Linked DNA regions of Homo sapiens: all the other regions are linked to region 1. Evidence: chromatin loops called from intact Hi-C (ENCODE). Cell type or tissue: endothelial cell of umbilical vein. All regions are shown on one strand. Region 1 overlaps NF1 (neurofibromin 1). Region 2 overlaps NF1 (neurofibromin 1). Region 3 overlaps NF1 (neurofibromin 1).

What was found. A loop is a pair of places that touch in the nucleus more often than their neighbours do. Peaks named below come from ENCODE experiments on the same cell type or tissue, not always from the same donor. Only the 100,000 strongest peaks of a DNase experiment are listed, where the experiment ranks them.
Region 2: it touches region 1 in a loop (4-fold over the local background); 8 of 110 quality-filtered maps call a loop at or near these places.
Region 3: a loop joins it to region 1, with 7 times the contacts of the local background. A loop is called at or near these places in 17 of 110 quality-filtered maps.

What each region holds. Positions count from the first base shown.
Region 1 is chr17:31,369,920-31,377,919 of GRCh38, reverse strand. It overlaps NF1 (neurofibromin 1), which reads right to left. Exons shown (of 58, transcript NM_001042492.3): 58 at 245-3,907. The coding sequence ends at 3,765. Among named protein-coding and RNA genes, the nearest start is that of RAB11FIP4, 18 kb to the left of the region's middle. RefSeq lists a silencer at 5,915-6,209. In endothelial cell of umbilical vein, a CTCF peak has its summit at 4,561; DNase peaks (open chromatin) are centred at 4,569 and 5,989.
Region 2 is chr17:31,235,147-31,243,146 of GRCh38, reverse strand. NF1 (neurofibromin 1) reads right to left here. Exons shown (of 58, transcript NM_001042492.3): 28 at 7,375-7,536; 29 at 7,126-7,229. Among named protein-coding and RNA genes, the nearest start is that of OMG, 58 kb to the left of the region's middle. In endothelial cell of umbilical vein, no CTCF peak of the experiment used is centred here; a DNase peak (open chromatin) is centred at 4,216.
Region 3 is chr17:31,253,816-31,261,815 of GRCh38, reverse strand. NF1 (neurofibromin 1) reads right to left here. Exons shown (of 58, transcript NM_001042492.3): 32 at 3,314-3,472; 33 at 2,687-2,784; 34 at 1,301-1,447; 35 at 1-105. Among named protein-coding and RNA genes, the nearest start is that of OMG, 39 kb to the left of the region's middle. In endothelial cell of umbilical vein, no CTCF peak of the experiment used is centred here; a DNase peak (open chromatin) is centred at 4,705; H3K27ac peaks cover 452 bases.

The DNA.
Region 1 (8,000 bases):
AAGCCAGCTTATCCCAGAGAACAGACTCACCTGAGTTTGGCAGGCCCTAAAAAAGCATTTCACAAAAATATTTCACTTTTAGTGTGGAGAAGTTCTGGAAATGGAAAGATCTTTCTCACGGGGAGTAGGAGAGCCAAAAACATCCTTAAGGAAAATGGCCTTAATGTTTCAAAAGATTGGGAGGACTCGGGGGGAAGAAAACAGAGCTCGATACATCTGAAGAAATTAAATAACTCCTCATATCTTAGAGCAGATTGAATTTACATTTTACTTAAAAAAAGGGGGGTGGGGGAAGTACATACACAAGGAGGAAAATGGGGTGAGGAACAATAAAGATCTGAAATGGATTTCTATGATTTTCCCCTACAATGATCGATTTTGTCTGTTGGGCAGTATTTTTCCTGCTGGCGTACAACTGTTTACAGTATTAACAAGGTTGTAGACAAAGGAACTGCCAAAGTTTAGGCCCGGATGGAAAGGACAGTAAGTTATCATATACAATTTAAGTTTACAATACACAGCATTTTCTTTAAATGATGTAACGCAGTCGCAAAAAGAAGTTAACAATACTAACACGAGAATAATCAAATTTTTGTTGTTATCCATGTGCAGCAACTAACTGCTTTACAAAAAAGCAAAATAATACAATATATCATCACATATATTTACAGTATAGTAAATATACTTTTTTTGTCAAATTTTACACAAACTATTTACAGGTGAATATACTGCATTAAAAAAAATTGTGTGGCTGACACTAAGAATGAATTTTTGCCTAAATCCATTGCATAACATTGAGTAAGACATGCCTCATTATGCCTGGGAGTCGGGGAAGGATGTAGAAACAAAAACAAAAAACAAAAAACCCAAACAAAACTGAAAACCCCTAAAACCTACAAACCTGGGAGGGTTGCTGGCTGGCACTCTGTCTCCCCAACTAGGACACAGGATAGAAGCTGACTGTTTAGGATGTGTCCTGGGCACCTGGCTCAGTCATGAACAGGTGTTGAGTGAATGGAAGACAGAGCTGTAGCCACTTTGCCCCAAATCTACTGAACTGCATCTCCATCTGGGCAACTAAGGGCATGCCCCTCGGATGGGAGTACTGGCATAACAGGTAGATTATCCAGGACAAAAACATGACTGAGTTCCTGGTTTCCTCTTTAACAAGTCAGGGGAAACATCTACAAACCGAAACGAATTACTTATAATATTTTTAACAGAACTTATGTCAATTACGCAGAAATGGGCAACTTGGTCTAAACTTCAGAATTTCTTTTATAGATTACAAGTATGAAGACTAAAAAAGTGTTGCATTTCTCAAGGGACACATAGTGGTGAGAGGTTTATCTCATGTACATTTTAGTTACTTGGAAAGCTAGATTTTCCTCAAAAGTCAGAAGTTCTTTAAACAAGGTAAATTTTAAACCTTAGTTAAGTTTTCAAACTCCTAGGATGTACTTACTAGTCAAAGGTATTTTTGCATTTCAAAGGCGGCTGAATTTTGATTTGTGCCAATGCTGATCATTTCAGGCGGTATGAAATACTACACCCTTGGTAAACCCGTTTATGGAAATATCAGTATTTTTAACAGTAAACCTCTGGAAGTTTCTTTATTTTGATGGGAAGAGCAAAATAGCATAACACCCACTATCATATGCACCAAACCAACAAACAAAAACAAGAAAAACATCGAACTAAAGTTATCAAAGGCTTACACTGCCTGCTATTCCAGGGCCTAGAAACTGTGAAACTTACCCCAGAAACACTGGGTTGTGGGAGAGCCAAGACCATGGTGGCAGCTTGGCATCCTTGGCACTGGGTTACTGATCTATTTCTAAACACAGTTCTAATTTCAGCTTTTTTATATAGTCATAGTTGCTCTGTCATTATAAACATTTTCTTCTAATGCAGCCTCTACAATAGTTTAAAAACAAAAGTTTAGTAAATTGCACCTGTCTTCAGTATTTCCAACAATTCTATGGTAAACTCATTAATAATACTAAGGTTTTCTTTCCTCTTATTTTGGCAAATAATTCTTACTTTTCCCAGGACTGTAAACAAATTTAAAAAATTAAATTCTTGTTATTTCTGAGTATCAAAACCAATTTTATTTACATTAACATATTACATTGTTACTGTGTGGATAAATGTGAAATATATTATTAAAATCAGAACACTTAAATGTACCATTATTTATTGAATTAGCTGTGGAATTTAATTTACTGAAATCCTCTAATGAAACAGCACTACAGGAAACTCCCCTCTCCCCTAGGTTTATTTTTTCCCCCCTCAAAGCCATTATATCTTAACATATAAAGGGAACCTGGGAGTAGAGGGATTAATATCTTTTTGTAATAAATATGGTTTAGTTCTAAATTGGAACATCCAGATACCAATATGCTCACTGAAGTCAAATTATTTTGTAAACTGCAGGTACCACAAAGAAATTGGATCTGCATTACTATGAAAATTCCAATGCCATGATAATCCATACCACCAGTATAGCAGCAATTCTAACAGCCCCCCTACTGTCATACTAATGCAGGCTGACCAGTCTTTTCACAGTGATTAAATGCAATTCTAGCATATATAACCTACATGTTTTCTTAAAGAGGTTTCTGATTTTTTTGGAGAGGAGGAGGAAGATTAAAAGACATTCAAAATACATCTTATCAAAGAAATTTATAATATACACCATACTCTATTCTTGGAAATTATTTAACAAAATAAAAATATCAGCTACCCTAAATGTCACGTACCATTCCATTTTGCTATGGAGCTAATGCAAACATCTATGAAAATTACCTTCTGGGAACAATTTTCAACACTTTGTTCACTGATTACCCTGCTCAGAATTAGTTAGGAAAGAAGAGGGGGAGGGGAAAAAATATATATATATATATAATTACTATACTTAGTATAGTTTTGGTTTACAAAAAACAAAACACAAAAAAACCACCTTTAGCAAAATTAAAAATTAAAAGATAATCAACTGGAGAAAAAAATAAACTAGTTTGGATGACTGAGTTTGGATAAGGACTTAGAAGCCATAGTTTTAATTCAGTAATGTTAAGATATATGTGGTCGCACTTATTTTCCTGTAATTATTGCTAATACTCAAGTGTTAGTATTTCTTAAGAATCCACTATAAAATATGAAATTTCCCTGCCCTCCCCCCCAAGTACCTTGTCTGTGGCTTTATGGTGTCAAGTCACTGAGGCTTGACCTCTATGGTTCTTTCAGTTTTGTACGGTTAAAAAAAAAGTCCACAGCTAAAAGATTAAACATACTGGGGTTATAATACTATTTCTCTCATAAACTTGTATCTTGAAAAATGTATAAATAGGACTAACACTTTACTCTGTAGGATGAAGAAGGGAAAACCACAGAAGGCAGAGCTCTGTGCAAATGGCTTTCATCACTGGCCAGTAGTAGCAGTATTCAAGAATTCATCCTCTCTTACAATTGAGATTTCTCAGTTAAAAGTTTCCTGACCTCCCACTTTCTTTGCAGTTGTTCTGAACACTTACATATACCAGATACACGCCAAAAGTAGAAGAAAAAAAGTTAAAGAAAAGGCAGCATTAAATTTAGGCAAGGCTTCGAAGAGTTGATCATCTGGCAACATGGCAAACCGGATGGGTTCATTATAAAACAGGAAGTGCAGCATTACAACATGGGGGGAAAGGGCAAGGACAGGGAAGGGGTCACTAGTGAAGAGCCCATGTTAAGTTGATTTTAAAAAAGAAAGCAAGCAAGCTTCACACGATCTTCTTAATGCTATTACGTTTGAAACTGCCAGCGCTTCTTTGCTTCTGCACTTGGCTTGCGGATCCGTGGCGAGTTCGTCCACTGTTACAGTGGCCAGTGGTAGGGGAGAGTTCAACGTTCTCCTTGTCGATTCCTGGAGAAAAAGAGAACAGCCAGTTACTTCTTCTTTTCCTTCCAGGACTGAATTTCATTGCAGTCATGTGTCGCTTAACAACGGGGACACATTCTAGGAAACAATCATTAGGCGATTTTGTCTGTGCAAATATTGTGGAGTGTACTTACATGAACTTAGATAGCATAGCCTACTACACACCAAGGCTATATGGTATAGCCTGTTTCTCCCAGGCAACAAACCTGTACAGCAGGTTACCATATTGTGTACTTTATGTAGTTGTAACACAATGCTAACTATTTGTATATCTAACACAGAAAAGGTACAGTAAAAATACAGTATTATAATCTTTCGGGACCACTGTCTATATGTGTTCTGTTGTTGACTGCAATGTTGTTATGCAGCACATGACTATATTTGTGATAAGATACAACCTGGCAAATTGTTTATGCACATTTCATTTTAATAGTCAATTGCTAAAATGTTTACTAAGTTAATGTCACATGGAAAACTTCACATTTTGTTATGCAAAGTTTGCTATCATAGCAGAAAATAGCACAAGAAAAATGAAAAGACAAGTTGCAAGGAAAAGCTAGAGGCTGGCAGGCTTGAACTAAATGAAAGGCTAGCAGCCACCAGGGAAGACTAGTGCTCCTTCCTCCAAATCATACCAGAAACTTCCAGCAGAGGTCATCTTCTAGCCTTATTCACATCCTCATTCATGTTTATAAACAGAATATACTCTCCAGCAGCAGAAAGTACTGATCTTTCCAGCAAATTTGTCACTTCAAAGAAAACTCAAGATGCTTTTATTTTTTTAATCACAGTGCCTATCCCAAAGAAACTATTTACTGAGAAAATAATATATCACAAAGGTCATACTGTAGAATCTTTGCTTCTTTTCAGCTATGCCAAGTCATTTCACATTCTGCAACCTTAAACAGATGCCATTTATTTCTCTTGAGGAGGAGATTAAACCTCCAAAACCTGGGCCTAACAATGATTGATTATTTATTTAGAGACAGGGTCTTGCCCTGTTGCACAGGCTGCAGTGCAGTGGTGTGATCATAGCTCACTATAACCTTGAACTTCCAGGCTCAAGCTATCCTCTCGCCTCAGCCTCCCAAACAGCTAGGACTACAGGTGCATGCCACCATGCCCAGCTAATTTTAAAATTCTGTCTAGAGATAGAGTCTCACTATGTTGCCAAGGCTGGTCTTGAACTCCTGGTCTCAAGCAATCCTTCCATCTTGGCCTCTCAAAGTTCTGGGATTACAAGCATGAGCCACTGCACCCCACCCCAATTAATATTATAAATAATCTAAGCAGTAACTTCAGAAAAGTAACCAGAAACTAAAATAAGATTTTTATTTTTATCTATCACATTAGGAAAGATTACAAATTGGGTAACAGGACTGTGGTCACCCTTGCGGAAGTAGTGACTTAAGGGGGCATGAGGATGGCTTCTTGGGATGCTGGTAATGTTCTGTTTCTTGATGTAGATGATGGATTTTCAAGTGTGTTTACATTTTAAAAGTTCACTAAGCTGAAAACTTGCAATTTGTGAACTTTTCTGTTAAACATCAATAAAATTTACCCCCAAAATTAGACTGATTATACTTACTGCTGGCATAAATTTTGGCGGGAAAGCAAACAGCTGCAGAACGTTTTAGTAATTTGTATCAAAATGTACATTACTGATTGATATTTACTGATACAAAAAGATGACCACAATTTTTGGAGTAGGAAAAAAACACCCACACACTGTGGGGAGAGGGCGTAGGGCTGGGTAAACATCTGCCAAAATATTTTATCTCTGTCAGAAGCCAAAGGACTAAAAAATATATTTTACCTCTGTATGGCAAGATTTCAGCTAATTTGTACTTTATTCTTCTTTATATATTGAAATTTTAAATCTTAGAATAGAAAAATTTCCATTTTTGGACAAAAAGTAATATTTCAAGTCAAGAAGTATTCATTATGTTACAGAAAATGTACATAGATCTACCCAGTTAGTTATTTGTTGGCTCATGAACAGGAAATGAACTTGGGATGACCTCCCTCTAGGAGCCACTCATCTTTCATTTGGATTCAGCTCTGAATTCGACTCAAGAGTATCAGGCATCTGTAAGCACGTGGCCTGGTTTACACGTGCTCAACAGAGATTTGCTGTCTTGAAAATCTGAACTGCTGTCAAAGGAACATGGGCATTTGTCAGTGACTGTTTATGAACATGTGCACTGCATCAGGCATATGAGTGCAAGGAAAAACATCAGCGACATTTCTCCAGGAGGTGAGCATAGCTGAACCACCACTGAAAATCTGTTCTATTCAAATCTTTTTTAAAACCCTTATTAAATTTTTTAAGGCTAGTCATGTTCTAATCTAATCTAATCTAATCATATGCATAGAAAGATGACTAGAAACATTCATGGAACTTTTCTCTGGGTAACAGAATTCTGGTCTATTTAAATTCTCTTCTGTATATTTATTTGCATCCTCTCCAGAGCTATTTACAAAAGAAATAACAAAACTGAAAGAAAGCTGCTCATGATCTCTGGAATGTGCCTTGAGCTTCTTTGGGATGTATGTTTGTGTAGGCTCTTTTAATTGTCTTGCGTATCTCTACAAGATAAAATTCAACCCATATTTTTTTTTCTCATATCCTTTTCCTTCATGATGCATTATTCTGTCTCTTGCCAGAACTACTTTCTCCTTCCTTGCTTTTAAATTAACTTGCCTATGATTCTACAACTTGTACATCCATCTTCCTCTACTGAGTAAAGGCACTGAGAAGGGTAAAGATCATTATTATTCATTTTTGTTTTCCTGTAAAATCTAGTTATTTTTTCAATACATTGAAAAATTATTTTCAATTAATACTGAATGAACTGAACACTTCCATTTTAAAATGTGATAGCTAGATACCTGTAATTCAGAGCCCCAAAGCATGCAATCCCTGATCTCCAGAGAGTGGTATAATATTTTTAGTTGAAAAGATAGAACTTTTTTTTTTCCCTTTGGCATCCTCCACTTAAAATTATGAATTTGTCAGCGTATTTGACCTTCCATTTCCTCAAATTTGCATTTGGCCTACAAGTTTCAAGTCCAGTAATTCTGAGTTGTTTCTTTAATAGAAAATAAGATTCAGGCAAAACTAGGACCTTAAAAAGACAAAGGTTTGAAACAACTTGGAGCTGGCCCGCATGCAGGAGGGGCATGAAGCATGGATGACCACTAGGAAGGCCCTGTGACTCTCTGCCAGCAATCTGCTACCCTGGGGCTCGTTCTTGTGTGTCTTGCTACTACTAGACCATGGCCTACTCTGAGGGGAAAACAGTCATGACATGGGTGGCAATGCTTCTGTTTGGGCACAGTGTTATTCCTGAGAATTACAATTACATAAATTGTAGTAATGTAGATGAAGTCACTAGGGTGAAGGTATCTTCAAAAAAGTGCTAAGAACATTCCACTTTCTGTTTTGTGAAGCAAATAACCGTCAAACCTCAAATAATTTTAAAGGCCTTATTTATCTCCTGTTAAATGTTGAGGGTACAAAACAAGCTATAAAGTTGTTCACATACTATGACCTCAAGTATATAAAAAAAAGAAACTGGAAGGAAATGCACCAAAATGTTAATAAACAGTGGTTATCTATCTTAGAATGATAGGATTGTGGGTAACTTTTTCCTTTTATTTTTCTGAATTTTCCAATTTTTTTCCTAATGAGCACATTAATTAAAAATGTAAAAGTACGAGTGACTTGTCAGCCCCATCCCTCATAACCAAAAGCTTCAACACTATGTCAAAAGTTGATATTCTACTTCTTTTCTCAAATTCATTTTTCATCTAAATTCTTGTTTTTGGAATGTATGTTTTCTTCCTACTTAGTGACCCAACTGTATAAATCACACATAGGTAAATGTGGTGTGACTGTGATTCCTAAGTTCAACTTCACAGCAAAGATGTTTTACTGTAAGGATCAAAGGAGAAACTAACAAAAATCTTGGAAAGTCATTAAAAAAAAACAATTAAAATGCATTACGTTTACACCAAAATATATCTTGAAAAAGCCAAGGTAGTATGAAACAGAATGATCATAGTATCTAGTTCT
Region 2 (8,000 bases), 130 kb after region 1:
GTAAGGGAAGAGAAGAAGAGAACAAGAGTCTGTTTGATAACCCAGGGAATTCTCCAGGATCTTATGCAAGACCACCAAGGTGGTACCGCTATGAGTGTACAAGAGCCACAGCGTTATTGGGCTTGGAGTGTCCCCTAAAGCAGATATAGCTGCAGTGACCAAAGACTTAAGATAACAACACCCAAGTGCCTTCAAATACTTGGAAAGCCTTCCCCAGAAGGGTGGGTACAAACAAGCCCAGACTACAAAGACTACAAAAATACCTAACTCTTCAATGCCCAGGCACTAATGAACATCCATAAGCATCAAGACCATCCAGAAAAACATGACCCACCGAAGGAATTAAAGAAGGCACCAGTGATCAATCCTGGAGAGACAGCGATATGTGACCTCTCAGACCGAGGAGTCAAAATAGCTGTTTTGAGGAAGCTCAAGGAAATCCATGATAATGTGGAGAAGGAATTCGGAATCCTATCAGATAAATTTAACGAAGAGATTGAAACAATTACAAAGAACCAGAGAGAAATTCTGGAGACGAAAAATGCAGCTGACATACTGAAATATGCATCAAGAGTCTCTTAAAAGCAAAATTGATGAAGCAGAAGAATTAGCAAGCTTGAAGGCAGCCTATATGAAAATACACAGAGGAGACAAGAATAAAGAATGAAGCATGCTTACAAGATCTAGAAAACAGCCTCAAAAGAGCAAATTTAAGAGTTACTGGCCTTAAAGAGGAGGTAGAGGCGGAGGGTGCAGTGAGCAGAGGTTGCACCATTGCACTGCAGCCTGGGCGACAAGAGTGAACCTCCATCTCAAAAAAAAAAAAAAAAAAAAAAAAAAAGAGAACTTATGAAACCTAGGGAAAGATATTTATCAATATTCAAGTCCAGGAAGGTTACAGAACACCAAACAGATTTAAACCAAAGAAGATTAACTCAAGGTATTTAATAATCAGACTCCCAAAGGTCAAGGATAAAGAAAGGATCCTAAAAGCAGCAAGAGGAAAGAAACAAATAACATACAATGGAGCTCCAATATGTCTGGCCCCAGACTTCTCAGTGGAAACCTTAGAGGCCAGGAGAGAGTGGCATGACATATTTCAAGTGATAAAGAAAAAAAAAAAACTTTTACCTTAGAACAGTATCCAGTGAAAATATCCTTCATATATGGAGAAATAAAGACTTTCCTAGACAAACAAAAGCTGAGGGATTTTATCAATGCCAGACCTGTCCTAGAAGAAATGCTAAAGGGAGTTCTTCAATCAAAAGGAAAAGGACATTAACAAGCAATAAGAAATCTGAAGGTACAAAATTCACTGGTAACAGTAAATACACAAAATATTATAACACTGTAATTGTGGTATGAACTACTATCTTGAGAAGACTAAAAGATGAACCTTTTACAAATAACTACAGCTTTTCAAGATACAGACAGTATAATAAGGTATACATAAAAACAACAAAAAGTTAAAAAGTAGGGGGATAAAGTTAAAGTGTAGAGTTTTTATTAGTTTTCTTTTTGCTTCTTTGTTTGCTGCTTTATGCCATCAGTGTTAACTTGTCATCAGCTTAAAAGAATGGCTCATAAAATATTATTGGCAAGCCTCATGGTAACCTCAAATCAAAAACATACAACAGATGCACAAAAAATAAAAAGCAAGAAATTAACACATATCATCTGTGAAAATCACTTTTACTAAAGGGAAGGCAGGAAGGAAGAAAAGGAGGAAGAGAAGACCACAAAACCACCAGAAAACAAATAACAAAATAGCAGGAGTAAGTCCTCGTCAATAATAACACTGAATGTAAATGGACTAAATTCTCCAATCAAAAGACGTAAGAGTGATTGAATGGATTAAAAACAAACAAAAATAACCCATGACCCAACAATCTGTTGCCTACAAGAAACAGACATCATCTATAAGGAAAAACACAGACTGAAAATAAAGCAAAGAAAAAAGATATTCCATGGCTGGGCATGGTAGCTCATGCCTGTAATCTCAGCACTTTGGGAGACCGAGGCGGGTGGATTGCTTGAGGTCAGGAGTTTGGGACCAGCCTGACCAACGTGGTGAAACCCTGTCTCTACTAAAAATACAAAAATCAGCTGGGCATCGTGGCAGGCACCTGTAATCCCAGCTACTCAGGAGGCTGTGGCAGGAGAATCACTTGAACCCAGGAGGCAGAGGTTGCAGTGAGCCAAGATCACGCCACTACACTCCAACCTGTGTGACAGAGCAAGACTGTGTCTCAAAACAAACAAACACACAAACAAAATACACATGGCAAACAGGTACATGAAAAGGTGCTCAACATCACTGATTATCAGAGAAATGCAAATCAAAACTACAATGAGATATCACATCACCCTAAAGTTGCTTTTATCCAAAAGACGGGCAATAACAAATGGTGACAAGGAGAAAAGTGAGAAAAGGGAACCCTCATACACTATTGGCAGGAATGTAAATTAGTATAATACTATGGAGGACCATTTGGAGGTTCCTCAAAAAACTAAAAATAAAACTACTATATGATCCAGAAATCTCACTACTAGGTATATACTGAAACAAAAGGAAATCAGTATATTGAAGACATATCGGCACTCCCATGTTTGTTGCAGCACTATTCACAATAGCCTACATTTGGAAGCAACCTAAGTGTCTGTCCACAGAAGAATGGATAAAGAAACTGTGGTACATATACACAACGGAGTACTATTCAGACACAAAACATGAGATTCCTGTCATTTGCAACAACACGGATGGAACTGAAGGTTATGATGTTAAGTGAAATAAGCCAGGCAAAGAAATACAACATCGTGCGCTCTCTTATTTGTGGAAGCTAAAAAAATTAAAACAATTGAACTCATGGAGATAGAGAGTAGAATGATAGTTACCCAGAGGCTGGGAAGTGTAGTGGGGGGTGGGGAAGGGGAGACCGGGGATGGTTAATGTGTACAAAAGAATATAAATGAGATCTGGTTATCTGATAGCACAAGGTGACTACAGTCAACAAGAACTTATTGTACATTTAAAAATCACTAAAAGAGTATAATTGGATTGTATGTAACATAAAGAAACGATAGGCCGGGCACGGTGGCTGACGCCTGTAATCACAGCACTTTGGGAGGCCAAGACAGGCGGCTCGCCTGAAGTCAGGAGGTCAAGACTAGCCTGGCCAATATTGTGAAACCCTGTCTCTACTAAAAATACAAAAATTAGCCAGGCATGGTGGTGGGCACCTGTAATCCCAGCTACTCGGGAGGCTGAGGCAAGGAGAATTGCTTGAACATGGGAGGCGGAGGTTGCAGTGAGCCAAGATAGCACCACTGCATTCCAGCCTGGGCGACAAGAGTGAAACTCTGTCTCAAAAAAGAAAAAAGAAAGGATCAATGCTTGAGGTGATGGACACCCCATTTACCCTGAAGTGATTACTACACATTCCATGTCTGTATCAAAATATTTCATGTACCCCATAAATATAAACACCTACTATGTACCCACAAAAAAATAAAAATTAAAAAATAAAAAGATCTAGCTTTGCGTTTCATTATTTTTTTCCTATTTTTAATTTCATTGATTTCTGATTCCTCCCCCCATCTTGCTTTAGGTATTGCTCTTTGTCTAGTTTTCTAAGGTGAGAGCTCAGATAATTCATTTTAGATTTTCTTTTCTAACATACATTTAACACTGCTAAGCAACTGCTTTTATTAAACCCCACAAATTTTGATGTATTTTCATTTTCATTTATTCTTCTGTTTGTCTTTGCATTTCAGTTTGGGAAGTTTCTCTTGATATAACTACAAATTCACCAATTCTTTCTTCAGTGGTGCCCAGACTACTGATAAGCCCACTAAAGGAATTCTCCCTGTTACAGCTTTTTTCTCTAGCCTTCTCTTTTGATTCTTTCTTAATTTCCATGTCTCTGCTTACATTACCCATCTGTTCTTACACACTGTCCATTTTCCATGAAAGCCCTTAGCATATTAGTTATTTTAAACTCTCAGTTTGACAATTTCAAAGTTCCAATACATCTTGCCACATCTGAGTCTGATTCTGATGCTTGCTTTGTCTCCTCAGACTAATTTTTCATTTTTTGTTAGCATGCATTGTAATGTTTTGTTGAAAGCCAGACAAGATGTATTGGGTCATAGGAACTGAGGTAAATTGGACTTTAGTGTGAGGCATTCTGTTAATCTGCCTAGAAGTTAGGTTATGTTTAATGTTCGCTGTAACTGTAGGCGCCCATTTCCTCTAGTGCTCTTATTTCTGTCTCTTTTGTTGTCCCTGGGTTTCCCCGTTAACTGGGATACTGGGGAAGGGAAGTACTCTACAATCTGATTATATCTCCATTGTTTTATTGGGCCAAATTCCTTAAAGTGTGACCTTCAAAGAGTTTCTTTTTTTTTTTTTTTTAGACAGAGTCTCGCTCTGTCGCCCAGGCTGGAGTGCAGTGGTGCAAATCTCAGCTCACTGCAACCTCCACCTCCTGGGTTCAAGCGATTCTCCTGCCTCAGCCTCCTGGTAGCTGGGACTACAGGCACGTGCCACCACACCCAGCTAATTTTTTGTATTTTTAGTAAAGACAGGGTTTCACCATGTTAGACAGTATGGTCTCGATCTCCTGACTTCGTGATCTGCCCACCTCAGCCTCCCAAAGTGCTGGGATTACAGATGTGAGCCACCAGGCCAGACTCAAAGAGTTTCTTAGCCTTTTCTCTCTTCTTACAGAAACGCTAGAGGGGGCTGGAGGTGGCTAACTTCTAAGTCAAATAAAGCTCTGGTAAAGTAATTTCTCCTGAGGGCAAACCTTTGCTAGGGATAACAGAACACTGTGGTCATATTTAAAAATGGCTACTTTTCCCCTTCCCCTGCCCAAAGCATAAAGGGATTTTTCTCCTATCTTCACCATGAGAGCCTGATGAGGCTTCTGGAGGTAAAACTTACAAAGGTGCAGGGGTCCCTGCAAGACTAGGCCCCTAGGAGTTTTAACTCTCTAGGCACTCCATGCTCAGCCTCCAGCAACTCGTCAATTATGATCTAAGCTTTCCTACCAGTTACTGGCTCCAGCAGCTTCTTCTCCTGGTAAACTGTGATTCTCTGTATACATTTACCTGTCTCTCCAGTTTTTGGAGTGGACTTAAATTCTCTGATGGATCTAAGAGCTGCTGATTTTCAGTTTTTTAGCTTTTTTCATGTTGTGAACACAGGAGTGTTGACTTTCAAGCTCTTGACATGTCAGAGTGGGCCTCAGTTTGATTTTAAGCAACCTGAGTATATTGTTTGCCATCTAGTTCTCTTATCTGGACCACAGCACTTTGTATAGTAAACTTATTTGAAGCAGCTGGTTCACTCTCTAAGTAATTCTTTAACCTTTAGAAAGTAAAATTGCTTAATAATAAGATTCAGTAAAATTGTAGGGCACAAAATTAACATAAAATCCGTAATAATGTATTATGTACACTTGAAAATTGCAAAAAAAAAAAAAAAAAGTAGACATGAGAAGTTGTCAAGAAAAAAACTGAAAGTGCTTAATGGCAAGAAAATACAAGGCTTTACAAAACATTGCTTTGGCCAGGCGTGGTGGCTCACATCTGTAATCCCAGCACTTTGGGAGGCCACAGCATGTGGATCTCTTTAGTCTAGGAGTTTGAGACCAGCCTGGGCAACAAGGCAAAACCTCGTCTCTACCAAAATACAAAAATTTTGTATTTTGCATGGTGGTGCATGCCTGTAATCCCAGCTACTTGGGAGGCTGAGATGGGAGAATCGCTTGAGTCCTGCACAGGAAGGTTGCAGTGAGCCGAGATGGTGCCACCGCACTCCAGCCTGGGTGACAGAGTGAGACCCCATTTCAAAAAATAAGAAGTAAATAAAAATATAAAAATTGCTTTTAAGTTTTTAACTATTTTAACAAAAATTGGCTTAGTGCTGGAGTTCTGAATAGATATTACAGTTGATACTTCAGCAAATGCAGAGCCAAAAATATCAACTGATACACAGTTGCTAAATAATGATTATTTAGGAAGAACAATCATCAAGAAGCTCTGAACTTAAAAGTAAAAAATAAAGTCCTAACTGAAAGACAGACAAGAACATCTTAACATGTGGCTTAGAAAAAGCAAGCATAAGATATTCCGTTAAAATTCATTCACTTAACAAATATTTATAAAATGTTCACTATAAGGCAGACACCATGCTAAATATTCATGGAAGGATATAAAGATGTAAAAATGTAAAAGAGCAAACAGTCTAGAGGAGAGAGAAACTCATAAATCGTCACAATTGTTACAATGGTGGTGCACAGCACAGAACAAAGCATATTTCTTTGTTCGTGGGTAGTACCTGGTAACAAGCAGAGAAAGCTTCACAGAAATGGTGGTTTAAACTGCACTCTGGGCTGGGCATGGTGGCTCACACCTGTAATCCCAGTATTTTTGGAGGCCAGGGCAGGCGGATCACCTGAGGTCAGGAGTTTGAGACCAGCCTGGCCAAGATGGTGAAACACCATCTCTATTAAAAATACAAAAAAAAAAAAAAAATTACCTGGGCGTGGTGGCGCACACCTGTAATCCCAGCTACTCAGGAGGCTGAGGCAGGAGAATCACACGAACCTGGGAGGCAGAGGTTGCAGTGAGCCGAGACTGCGCCAGTGCACCCCAGCCTGAATGGCAGAGTGAGACTCTGTCTCAAATTTTTAAAAAAATGACAAATAAATAAACTGCAGCCTGCATTACCTATTAGCCTCTTTCCCTTCTCCTAAGTCACTCCTCATCATAGAAGAAGTGAGTTAGAAAAAGAGTATGCATGCAAGTGACTGCATATGAATATGTAAATGCATGGAAAAAGGACAGGGGAACAGACTTAACTAGTAACAGTCTCTGGAGGTGGAAGTCAAAGACACCTTTCTCTAGTTTGTCCCTGGATCTAAGGCAAATAAAAGGATACCTTAAAAAAAAATTACAGATATCATTAAAGAAACGTGTATTTGTATATAACTTTTATAATTAAAAACTAATTTTAATGATCAAGGGGAGAAGGTGCCTTGCTTCATGCAGTGTTAGTAAAACAAACAAACAAAAAAAAAAAAACAAAAAACAGCGGTTCTATGTGAAAAGATGACAAACCTGGTAGGATCCACTTCAAAGCTAACATGTTGCCAATCAGAGGATGTGATCACAATTCGTAATAAAGGATCCAGGAGTTTTTGTAGATAGGTAGCACCATATACCTACAGAAATGCACGAATAGGAGTTTATTATACCTGCTCCATATATTTTACCTTAAAAGAAGACAATCAGCCCTGCACATTCTGTACATAATCATTACTTGACATACCTCAGCACACACATACACACAAAATGAATGATACAAACCTTGAAACAGAATGTCATTATTTTACTGGCCAAGCTGTTGCCTCGGAAGAGAGTCTGCATGGAGTCTGCCAATTCTACTTCTTTAGAAAACATGTTCCAGAGCAGTTGGTAGAGTAAATGCCGAGAATCAAACAGAGTAACCAGAACTCGAGCTAGTTCATCCTGAGAACAAAACAAAATCAGGTTAGTGCAAACAATCCCATTTTTATTCTTAGGTAGGAAGCTAAAGAGTAGCAAAAATGTAAACCCAAAGTTGACAACCACTTGCTAAATTAAGGCAAATGATGACTGATTAATATTTATCCTGAGATTTAACAGTGTACATTGTTTATGATAGATGACTATATACAATGTCTATGATAGCTGTTAATTCCAAGGATTAACCGGTAAAAGCTATTAAGAGAGGCCTACGCTTTACTAGGAGACAAAATCTCCAAGATTCAGCTCAAATTACATCACAAAATGAAAGAGAGCAGAAACAGAAGATGACAGCAAAGAATTTAGTTTGATTTGTACAAGCATTTGCACAGAGCAGAAATAAGATTGATGATCAGAAGAGTTCTACTCTCTTCTCATACAGTCGGGGAACTCAGCGAATACTGAATATATACTAGGCAGAGACACAA
Region 3 (8,000 bases), 120 kb after region 1:
CTGGACCAGTGTGTATCTGCCACAGGTTTGTGCTCTGGAGGACCCAGGTATGCAAGAAGTGTTGCCATCTTATCAAAAGGTCGTCTTCCAACAGCTTTATGATCCCTAGATACAGCAAACTACTTAGAAAAAAAATTAGCAGTTCACATTTAGCACTACACATTTCTTTAACTTGTAACTGGTTGCTTTTCCTTTTACTGTCAGCTGATTTGTAAACAGCACCAAAAAGACCTCAGGACCATGTCTACTTCAATCCATTAATAATTCATAAAAGATTAAAATGCCCTGTCATTTAAACTCCCATCTCCCAATTGCTTACCCTTAGCTTCACAGTCCACTACTTTTCCCGTGAATGTGCTAATCATTTTTATTGGCATTTAAAAATAATTTGGACTCATTCTTCCTTTGTAAGGAACTCTTCATACATAGGAATTTGGTCCCTTTACAAGTTTATATAACTAGATGGGACAGCAAGTAATTTATGTTACACAAGAGACTAATAAGAGCTAATGAAACAATGCCCAAATTAATAATTTTGATTTTTAAGTATTTTTTTTTTTTTTTTAATTTCTGAGATGGAGTTTAGCTCTTGTGGCCCAGGCTGGAGTACAATTGTGCGATCTTGGATCACTGCAACCTCTGCCTCCTGGGTTCAAGCGATTTTCCTGGCTCAGCCTCCCGAGTAGCTGGGATTACAGGCCCCTGCCACCATGCCCAGCTAATTTTTGTATTTTTCGTAGAGACAGGGTTTCACCATGTTGGCCAGCCTGATCTCGAACTCCTGACCTCAGGTGATCTGCCTGCCTCAGCCACCCAAAGTGCTGAGATTATAGGTGTAATCCACTGTGCCAGGCCGGTATTTTCTATATAAAGCTTTATTTGCATATACTTAAGAGTATCACGAATGAGTTTATCATAGAATTAAAACACTGACAATATTTTAATTACTGAATTCCTACGAATTGGCTGTTCTTCAGAGTCAAATGCCAACGCTAATCTGAACTTCTTTGGATCTATAACAATCTGCAAGCCATAAAAACCCAAAGAGCAAATCTGTGATTTCTTAACCTGACAAAAAAATAATAATAATGACCACTGGAACCTAGGTAGGTTTGTTGATTATTTAATATGACTTAACCTTTTGTTTGTATTTTTTTGAAAAAAAGAATCTTTCTCTTTCTAAACCATAATTCTTAGTCCAAGAAGATGCAAAGTAAAAAGCACTATTCATGACCAATAATTGTATTAATCTAAATTTAAACGGAGAGTGTTCACTATCCCCATGACTGGGAAATCTTACCTGTTGCTGGAAAGATACTGCCCAATTTTCTCCTGATTGTTCCAGAGTAGACGATGTAAAGCAAGCACATTGCCGTCACTTATGAAGGAAAGACTATGATTTACTGCATCACTTGTAGGACAATCAGATGCTATATCAAGGAAAAACCTTCAAAAATGCAAAGTCATTAGAATTTTCAACACCAGATACACCCAGACTTATGTTTGAATTAAATTTATAAGAAGTAACTTTGTGAAGTAACTAAGATTACAAATATGGAGGGCTTGTTCACACAATGTGACTTGACATTAGACAAAGCAAAAAGGACAAGGAGAAAGTTGGCTTTCCATTTCTGATACCCGGCTTCAGCTTCAAAGTAGGCTCTGAAGTTAAACAACAACAAAATTAAGATGGATGAAACTTTGGAAAGAGGCTAGTATTTTACAGATAAGGAAATGAAGGTCCAGACGAAAGACCTCCCCAAAGATATATAGCCTGCTAGGTCAGAGCCAGGATTAAAACTTTGATCCTTTTAACTTTGTATGGGTACACAGAGTGCCAGAATATGAATCCTATGCTGACATTCACTCTCTTTCCAACATGGCTTGTCATTCAGCAATATACCTTTTCAACTCCAATTTCTCTAACAGAAAAAAAGTCAGTAACAACTACAATGATGATAAACTGGAAGAGAGAGTTGTACAAGGCTAGCTTAGATGATGAGGATCAATTAGATTCACACTGCATGAAAAGCAGAATTCCAGACATAAATTTACAAAGCGCTTTCTTATGAATTATCTCATTTTTTTCTCTAAAAACAACTCAGGCAAAGAGTTTATCCCTACTTTACAGATAGACCAATAACTCAGAGAAATAAAGTGAAATAACTAGTTATAGAAATCTAGCAGAAAAGTTTTCTAAAATCATAAAGTTCAGTTCCTCATAAACAAAATCTTATGTGTTTGTTTGACTTGGTTTAAAGAATAACATTTTAGTTTAGATACACTTCCAAATTTAAGTATCACAAATACTCTAACATCAAAAAAACCTTATTAAACATTGTTATGTATTATTGATACCAATTTGGTTTTAGTTTTAAATAAAAAGAATCCTACTTCTTCCTTGTCCACATATTGTACCATCCTCAAATCCTTTATTTAATTAGACATGTCAAAAATCCCTCTTGGTTTTCAAATATGAAAATCACTACCAAATTATAAAAAATATTAATTTATTTCATGACTGTCTTTTATAGTAAAATAAAATAAGACAAGCTATGTCTTGACCTAGAGCAGGAAAAGAAAAAAACTTACACAGGAACTTCATGTAAAACAGGTACATGGATTTATGTGAAACCGAAAATATTTGATTCAAACAGAGCAACTGAGTAAGTGGCAAGAAAATTACCTGCGTGCTGCATCAAAGTTGCTTTTCACAAAATCATTGAAAGGCCGCATATGTTCTTCTTTTGTGAAGAGAACATGATTGGCAATACTCTGAAGTATCTACACAATAAAACAGGGTTATAAATAATCAGATTATTTATTGTATGAAGTCTATACATTAAGACATTCTTTAAAAACATGAATTTTCTCATTGATATAATTTCTGCTAGTACTTAAAAATCAAACATTCCTCATTCTATAAATTATTTTAGGTAGTGTTTCTAACCTTCCCAAATATAATTATTATATTTACATGTAAAAATACATATTAAAAATGTTTAATGACTTTTAAAATAAAAAATCCTATAGTCTACATTCTAGTCTGTTTCAGAATGTCTAGAATGATTACGCAAAAAATGATCTTCATAACACAAGACATCTGCTATAATAAAATGTTTTATCATGAAAATAAGGTCCATCAGGTACCTAACTAATGAATTCCTTTGTAATATAAACAAATAAAACAAAAGCACATAACTGAAAACCATAGGGTATTTCAAATATAAATGTAAGAGGAAGTACTGTAAGAAAAGCTGAAAATTTAGTTGGAAGGGGAATTTAAGATAGCTAGATTATCAAAATAATTCACCTTTGACATTAACTTCAAGCCCCTTTCGATTCTAGGTGGTGGCTTTTTATCTAAAATCCCTGCTTCATACGGTGAGACAATGGCAGGATTGATAAATCTGAGGAACATGGCACTTCCTACTGCACCGATGCTGTTCTGAGGGAAACGCTGGCTAACCACCTAAAAACAAGGAGTTGAGAATTGAGTATAAGGTTTGAATTAATATAAAGACATGAAAACAAAGAGTTCAAAGGTCAAACTTTGCATAAAAACTCTGAATCAATCAGTCCTCATGAATGACATATTTCTATTTTTTTCTTCTCCCAAAACATGAGAAAATAAAGTTTCCTCTCAATTCTAGTCTTATATCATATTAAAGTACAATTAAGGTATCTCAGAGGAAAGAAAAACCTCATGGATGAGATGGGTAGAAGAAACCTGAAAAAAGATCTTCACTGTATCATCACTTATACTGCATGTTTGATGAGTAATGAAAGCAGACCAAATTTTTCACACAAAGATGATCATAATTTACTAAGATTAACAGACATGAAAGTGTGGTCAACTTTATAACGTGAAACTAAATTTTCAACAGCACACCCCCAAAACATCCTATACCTGATAGTACATATTTACATTTTGTTGTGTACCAGTTACAATTGAATTTAAGAAAAAAATGCTTGCCATATACAAAATAAAATATTAGATTCTTACTGAGAAAAAAAAAAACTTACTTACAAGTAATGTTACTGCCAGTGCCTTTTCTTCACAGCTTCCTTTATAATACAAGAACCTACCTATTATTTAAACCATGGAGGGATGGGAATTCTTGGGGACCTAAAAGAAAAAAGGATCTCACCAGAAGAGAGAACCCCTATGTCTACCTCAATTTATAATTCTGTCAAATAAAAATAATTTAAGAACTCAAGAAATGGTTGTCCAGCCTGAAAAGCAATGTGAACCCAATATTTAAAATGGATGATTTTCCCTTTATAAAACATTCTACATTAAGATAAAAAGGTACCTTAGCTCGGGAAGAGTGCTATAAAACTGGTTCAGCTCCCATCCCTTTCCAGAGTCCCCTGCTTTAAATCATGTCATAGATGAAAATTATATTTTGCAGTTTACATTTTTATATATACTATATATGTTCATTTTTAAAGAACACTTAATGTAACATTTTAATCTCTACAGCTATTCTTGCTTAGTGCGGCTAAACTGCTGTTTAAAGTAGCAGTGACTACAAAACTGTAGCATTCCACTCAATATTCTGTGATGTCAAGGATAAACCTTCATTTCAAAGGATATTGGTGGGAGGGGACCCAGATTTACATGCGGAATATCACGTAGCTATTTTTTTCACAATGCTTCAATAAATATTTCCTGTCATAATTTATGACAGGAAATTATGACACAAATTATGACAGGCTGACTCCAGATTAACTCTGGAAAAAATGGGGATTATTTCACTTCATCTTGTTCAATGTAGTGCTTCATGCAGTCCACATTTTAAATGTGTTATCACTGCTTATAACCTCAAAATAGCTTTCTATAATCTCTAACAGGAAGTTAGTAAAAACTAGATTTTAGAGAAAATATTTGTAAGAGGTGATAAAAAGAGGTCAGTTGTAACTAATATAGTTCCATCTTCAGTTACACTACACATAGTTCAGGAAGCTTTCTTTATGTTACAGTGTTTATTGCATGAAGAACAACCTTAACCCTTAAATAAGGGGAAACTGGTGAAGGTGACTAAATATAGCTGCTTTATTAGAATGGCTTTAAAACCTAAATACCATTTATTTTTAGCTCAAATATATACATTTAGAATTAGATACAGAAGTTTTAGCTAAAACTATAGAAAGATGTAAAATTAAGAAAAAATTCCAGTGCTTTGACTATTCCAGTACGGTGTTGAACCTTCTGGGGACGAGGAACCTCTTTGAAATCTGATAAAGGTTAGAAAAATGAATGTATGCATTCACACACACAAAATTCTTCACATAATTTTAGAATATTCATAGACCATCATTGCTACTGAGTGGTTTTCTAAAACTCCCAAATTTTAATCTTAGACAATTCTCTGGCTGGGCGTGGTGGCTCATGCCTGTAATCCCAGCACTCTGGGAGGCCGAGGCGGGCAGATCACTTGAGGCTAGGAGTTCGAAACCAGCCTGGCCAACATGGCAAAACCCCATCTCTACTAAAAATACAAAAATTAGCTGGACATGGTGGAGCCACACCTGTAATCCCAGCTACTTGGAAGGCTAAGGCAGGAGAATCGCTTAAACCCAGGAGGTGGAGGTTGCAGTGAGCCATCGTGCCACTGCACTCCAATCTGGGTGACAGAGAGACTGTCTCAAAATAAATAAATAAATAAATAAATAAAGGCAGACAAAAGAAACCTATAACATTTTAAAGCCTTTAAGGAGTGAGTTAGCAGGAGGGAAAAGGATTAAAAACTGCTTTATAATTATTTTAAAATAGATTATTTTAAAAGAATTAGCATCTCATACGTTTAACTCATTAAAATTCTAAAAGTTTTTACAAAACTAAAACCCATAGTTTAATTTTCAAAGAACCAGTTAGTTTATAAAATGTTAACCTGCTGTGAAACACATGGAGAGCTTTCAAAATACTGTTTTATTTTTTATGCTAGTAAAATGAAGCACTGGGAGTGGAGAAGGAACAAGGAAATTTGTAATGGTTATCATCAATTAGACAAAATACTTCTTTGAAAGTAGCTATTTACCGGTTTTCTCTAGGACAAAGAAGTTTTAAAATGTGACTCATATTTACACCTGATTTAATGGTACTCAGCCTCAGAATTTAATGAAAAACTGAGTGATTTCCCAAAAGCATATTGTAAACTTTATGAAAAGTACTACACTTTTACCATCTTCCACATCTTTAAAAATAATTCATGTCAAAACCCAAAATATCGACACCTCAGGAACACATACTGTCTCATGTATCATATAAATATATGTATCACTGATGGCAGAATCAATATAATTTTGGAACTAAAAACTGATTTTAAAAACCAATAAAAATGCTACATAACAAGTTTCGTAAGTCAACTTATAAAAGGACTGTTTTTTTTTCATTCACCACTAATTGACATCAATGTAATTTTACCTCATAATACATACATGCTCTAGTGTTTTTTTTAATCCATAAAAATCTAATTTGGATCCAAAAGACATTCTGCATAAAAGGTCAAACTTGGGCCAGTCTGTGTGTTGAGACCAGTTATCAGCCAAATGTACCCTTTCTTCCCTTGGTAAAAGCTGACTACATAACGCGAATGCATGTAGTCATAAACTACACTTCAGCAAGAGCATTACTACCCATATATGCTTAGTTACTGCATTCTCCCTGAGTTAGGCAGACAGTTAACTTTCAAAGTAAACCTCATTATACACTATATATTTGAGAATAATAAACAGTTATTTGTAATGTGACTACACAGCTATATACTAGAAGCCAGATCTTCTCTCTATATTTTACATATTCCAATCCATGACATATACACCCAAAAAGAAAGTCAGCTTGCTCTTAAATATCATTAGGTTTTGTTAAAGCACACAACTCCATAAAACAACATTTTAAATTTATGAGTATACTGTCTTCATACTTTGGAATGTACTCTAAAATATCTCGAATTACCAATTAGATTCCCCTTGTTTCCATGAGGAGCTCGTATTACCTGTGCTGAGAAATACATTCCAAAACTTGGTGTTACCCAGAAATTAAAAAAAAATTTTTTGAAAATAACTCTAGTAGAAAAAAAAACATTTCAAGAAACAATTTTAGACATAATCTTAATAAATAAAGCAGTGTTAGAAAGGCTAGAAAACATGCTCTAGAGAAACACAGAAAGCCTGAATTTTAATTATGTGATACACTACAAAATGGCATTAGTATAACACTGAACAAGAGTGTTAGAAGCAGCAAATTAATTTCAACAATGATGGTGTACATTATGTTAAACTCACATATGCTGAGAATTAGAAGGCTGAAGCATTAGAAACGTCTTTATAATCCAATCAATTTGATCATAGCTAGGCAAATTTACTTAATATAATCAAAAATAAAATCTTCAATGGACACAACAAAAGTATATGTCTATAAATTTAAATTTTGATTTGAATTTTAAAAATCTATATTTAAAGCTTAGATAATTTATATGTACAGCTTAGAAACTTATATGTAAAGCTTTTTCGTTTTCTTTTTTTTTTTTTTTTTTTGTGAGACAGGGTCTTACTCTGTCACTCATGGTGGAGTACAGTGATACAATCACAGCTCACTGCAGCCTCAACCACCTGGGCTCAAGCAATCCTCCTGCCTCAGCCTCCCGAGTAGCTGGGACTACAGGAGTACACCACCACGCCTGGCTAATTAAAAAAAAAAAAAAATTATTTGTAGAGACGACTCGCTATGTTGCCCAAGCTGGTCTTTAACTCTTGGGCTCAAGAGATACTCCCACCTTGGTCTCCCAAAGTGCCCGGATTACAGGTATGAGCCACTGTGCCCAGCCATAAAGCTTTTATTATATGTAAAGTTTAGATAAGGCATGAAAGATGAAACCAGATGAACACTGTATTCTAAATTACACCCTTTTAAGAAAACTACCTACTTAGTTTTCTTTACATCTTACTCTACAATCATTTGGATTATATGAACAAAGACAGGGCTCAGCCTGATA